Regions from separate parts of the Homo sapiens genome. Here region 2 is linked to region 1. Evidence: read pairs that join two places in POLR2A ChIA-PET (ENCODE). Cell type or tissue: A673. All regions are shown on one strand. Region 1 overlaps NXPE3 (neurexophilin and PC-esterase domain family member 3). Region 2 has its middle 200 kb from the start of ZPLD1.

Region 1 (2,500 bases):
GTCAGAGGAAGGAACACGGCTCCTCCTATGTAGTTAATAAAATAACAAGAATACTCACAATATACTCATGCTCCTTGTCCTATAAAAGGTTATATGCTCCATCTGTGCTCTAGATCTCATCCTCTCCTCCCCCCTTCAGCTTCTCTATAATCTCTTTCCCCACAAATTCAAGTCCCTCAAACTTCCACTTCCAGCAAAGATAGAGAAACAGTAATGCGATTTAGCCTCTCACATGAAACAACTGAAAAAAAAAAAAGGCAAAATACATGAAACAATGGTTTTCCAGACACTAGGCATCAGACAATAAAACACAGTGATGCCTGAGAGACAGTAAACAAACGAGATGAGCCCAAGGACTGTCCTTAGCTTAGTGTCTTGAGAGAGTTTCCAGGCTGCAGCACAGGAAGAGGAGCCCCGGTGGAGCATGGCAAAGCACCCAAGGCAAGGAGATGAGGCTGAGAGTCTTAAAGACCATGGTGATTATAATTCACAGGAAAGCAAAACAACTGTGAAGAAAAATAACTCAGGAGATCTACAGACAGTCCCACTCAAGTATTCAACAGAGCGATGATAAGCATATGTGTATAAAGAAACTATTGGAGGCTGGGGAGAGAACTACTGAAAGCAAAAATAAAAATAAAAATAAAAACAATAACCTGAGTTTATACAGGAATAGTACTTCCTACCAGCCAGACTGGAAAAGCACAGATAAAAAAAAAAAAAAAAAAAAAAAAAAAAAGACCTTGTCAATTAATACAAAAAAAAAAGGCAGAAAAAAAGGAAAAAGGGGAATAGAGAAGAGGTGGGACAAATAAAAAACAAACAGCAAAATGGTAGATGTAACCATAATGCTTTCAAAAAATATATTAAATGTAAACAGGCTAAGCACCCCAACTAAAAGGCAGAGATTGTCAGATTAGATAAAAAACAAGATCCAATTACATGCTAGCTAGAAGAAACCTGTTTTAAATATAAAAACACCACAGACAACATGAATGAGCAAAAGCTGGAAGCATTCCCCGTGAAAACCAGCACAAGAAAAGCATGTCACCTCTCACCACTTATATTCAACATTGGAAATCCTAGCCAGAGGATCAGGCAAGAGAAAGAAATAAAGGGCATCCAAATAGGAAGAGAGGAAATCAAACTATCTCTGTTTGCAGACGACATGATTCTATATTTAGAAAAACCCATAATCTCAGCCCAAAAGCTCCTCTAGTTAATAAACAACTTCAGCAAAGTTTCAGAATACAAAAACAATGTACAAAAATCACCAGCATTCCTATACATCAACAGCAGCCAAACTGAGAGCCAAATCAGAAAGGCAATCCCATTCACAGTTGCCACAAAAAGAATAAAATACTCATGAATACAGCTAACAAGGGAGGTGAAAGAGCTCTAAAATGAGAATTACAAAACACTACTCAAATAAATCAGAGAAGACACAAACAAATGGAAGAACATTCCATGCTCATTAATAAGAAGAATCAATATAATTAAAATGGCTATACTGCCCAAAGCAATTTACAGATTCAATGCTATTCCTAGCAAACTACTGACAACATTCTTCACAAAACCAGAAAAAAACTATTTTAAAATTCATATGCAACCAAAAAGAGCCCAAATAGCCAAGGCAATCCTAAGCAAAAAGAATAAAGCTGGTGTCATCATGTTACCTGACTTCAAACTATACTACAAGGCAACAGTAACCAAAACAGAATAGTACTGGTACAAAAACAGGCACAGAGACCAACAAAACAGAATAGAGAATCCAGAAACAAGGCCACACATTTATGACCAATCTGATGTTCAACAAAGGTGACAAAAACAAGCAATGAGGAAAAGACTCCCTATTCAATAAACGGTGCTGGAATAACTGGCTAGCCATATGCAAAAAATTGAAACTGGACCCCTTCCTTACACTACATACAAAAATCAACTCAAGATGGATTAAAGATTTAAATGTAAAATCCAAAACTGTAAAAACCCTAGAAGACCACCTAGGCAATACCATCCCAGACATAGGAATGGGCAAAGATTTCATGACAAAAACACCAAAAGCAATTGCAACAAAAGCAGAAATTGACAACTGGGATCTAATTAAACTTAAGAGCTCTGGCACAGCAAAAGATACTATCAATAGAGTAAACAGACAACCTGCAGAATGGTAGAAAATATTTGCAAACTATGCATCTGACAAAGGTCTAATATCCAGTGTCTATGAGGAACTGAAACAAAATCTACAAGAAACAACCCCATTAAAAGATGGGCAAAGGACATGAACAGAAACTTCTCAGAAGACACACATGCGGCCAAAGAGCTCAATATCACTGATCATTAGAGAAATGCAAATCAAAACCACAGTGAGATCTCACACCAGTCAGAATAGCTATTATTAAAAAGTCAAAAAATAACAGATGCTGGCAATGTTGAAGAGGAAAGGGAACACTTATACAGTGTTGGTGTGAGCGTAAATTAGTTCAACGATTGTGGAAAGCAT
Region 2 (2,500 bases), 440 kb before region 1:
CAATTAACTCTAGTTTGGGGGGTTTTTTCCAACATTAAGCCAAATTCTGGGCAACAAAATGTATTTAATTGCTGATAAAATAAACCAAGATGGTTGCTTTACTTCATGGTTTCAGTGTCAGCTGCAAGCTTTCAAGCATAGCCCCGATATTAACAGACAATACTAAATTAACTCATAGTGTACTTTCTATTCCTTCCCATACTTCTCTTCTTACAGAAAATATATTGTAAATGCATAGAAAAATTATTTCATACTTTCAAGGATGGGCTATGTCACATCAGTGGTGTCTCCTATACACATATTATGATATACAACCCTACCTAATGAAACAGTTTTCTATTTGGGCTGAATTTCAACCAAAGCAATGAACTAAGATAGGTTAAGGTAAAGAAATTGATAGCATCACCACTACTTATTGTCAGGGAACCACAGAAACGGTTAGACACTAACTTTTTTTTTTCAAACTTCCAGCTGCATATCACACAAAATAATTACATAGATTGTGGTTTTCTGAGATTTCTCATTGACAAGAGATCAAACATCCTTTTGTCACCTGGGCCTAATGGATAACATTCAGTTGTTTTAAGAAGAGATGAAACTCAAAGTCAAAAACCAAAGCAAAATTTAACAAATGACAAAATCATGAAATAAGACCAAAGAACCAGTATAAAACCATGTGCTGTCTTAATTATCTGAGTTCCCTACAGTTCAAATGTTATAAAAGCATCCCTATGGAATTGTTTGGTCTTTTATCTGAAAGATGTCCAGAATTTTCATTTCTCTAAACCTATCATAATCATTGGATGAATCATTGATGGATAAACTTGGAGAGTGCTGGGCTGTGTAGCATTAAGCAGTGTACTAAATAAAACAATTGCTGTCCTTGCAGTAACCTAATGTGGCCAATGTATGAAGCAAATAATAGAGAAGCTGAGAAAGCATACTGAAAATGATAAATCATGCAAATAAGCATTATGCTCATAATAAAAGAGAGTAACATCACAAACATCATTATAGAAGAGAGCTCCAACTCTCTCTCTCTCACACACACACACAGACGCACAATTTGACCAAGTTGATGAAATAAATCAGATAAAGAAATGCACAGCAGAAGTTAAAAAGTTATGGCAACTGTGAAGGTAAGACTCGGCTTTGATACTTCCTACTAATTTTTGGTTTGGGGATTCATCATTTGTGAGGTAGCTTAATGAAGCCCCTTATCCTTGTTTTTTTCTTTGTAATTCTCTGGTTTTCTTTCCATCTTAACTCTCTGAATAACTTTGGAGCAGCCACCAAGCTGAAAGCAGAAGGCCAGATTGCTAGCAGCACCTCTCTAAATACTGTTTGGGCTACAGTGAGCAGTGGTGTGTGTCCAGTCTGTGCATGTGGTAAATTATGTGAAACAACCATCCCCAAGAGACCCATGTTACTATATCAGGAAGTTCACAGTGCATATCTGAAGGATCTCTTTGTTCATGAAGGCTTAAGCAAAGTTCAAAGAAAATCTGCTCCCCAGTGGATAATCTTAAATCAAAATCAGGATGCCACACGCTTGATTCATGAGCCTATAAAACCCTATGGGTCCTGACATATATGGACATACTCTTGGATTCCCAGTAATTCTTCTTTTGCTCTTTCCCCTAACAGCATCAACTTTCCTTAGGTCATCTTCACATCCCAGGAGTTTGTGCAGGAAAAATTTCAAAAGCCCCTCTTAGAGTGCATTTCTTTAAAAAATACTTGACTGTTTATTAGTATTCAAACAAACCTAATATCAGCCTTGAGTCCTCAGCTAAGAACAATTTCTTACTGATCTATTTTTGTCACATGAACTTAGAGATGACCTGCAATGCCAAGAAACCTAGAGAGATTGATATTGACCTCTCATGGCAAATATGTACTAGACATGATCCATCACATCTGCCCAATTCAACCCTGTATTAGTCTGGCTGGGCTGCTTTAACAAAGTGCCACAGACTGAGTGGCTTAAACAACAGAAATTTATCTTCTCACAGTTCTGGAAGTCCAAGAGCAAGGTACCAACATTGTTCATATATGATGAGGCCTCTCGTCTTGCAGACAGCACCTTCTCTGTGTGTTCACATGGTCTTTCCTTTTGGCACAGGCACTACTTCTGGTGTCTCTGCCACTTCTTGTGAGAACACCAGTCCTATTGAATTAGGACCTCAAGTTTATGACCTCATTTAACCTTAATTACCTTCTTAAGGGTCCCATCTCCACATACATTGGGATTAGGGCTTCACCATATGAATTCAAGGAGCCAAATTCAGCCCATAATAAACCCACACTTATCAAGAATATAATAAGAGAAGGATATGGTTCTAGACCTAGGAAATGCAGAAATGAATAAGACATTGTCCCTAGACTCAAAAAGTACAGACCTTAATATGGAAAGTCCGTGTGTGTACAATTATGTGGGGTGAAAAGTAAAAATATCGGAATCTAAGAGAGCGCTAAGATGCTAGAGAAGAGAGAGAGC

Evidence for each region. Peaks named below come from ENCODE experiments on the same cell type or tissue, not always from the same donor. Only the 100,000 strongest peaks of a DNase experiment are listed, where the experiment ranks them.
Region 2: POLR2A ChIA-PET joins it to region 1 with 17 read pairs; 10 of 35 experiments call an interaction of 5 or more read pairs at or near these places.

What each region holds. Positions count from the first base shown.
Region 1 is chr3:101,791,867-101,794,366 of GRCh38, reverse strand. The region is part of intron 4 of NXPE3 (neurexophilin and PC-esterase domain family member 3); the gene reads right to left. Among named protein-coding and RNA genes, the nearest start is that of NXPE3, 14 kb to the right of the region's middle. In A673, no CTCF peak of the experiment used is centred here; no DNase peak of the experiment used is centred here.
Region 2 is chr3:102,233,031-102,235,530 of GRCh38, reverse strand. No RefSeq gene overlaps it. Among named protein-coding and RNA genes, the nearest start is that of ZPLD1, 200 kb to the left of the region's middle. RefSeq lists an enhancer at 1,250-1,329. In A673, no CTCF peak of the experiment used is centred here; a DNase peak (open chromatin) is centred at 1,450.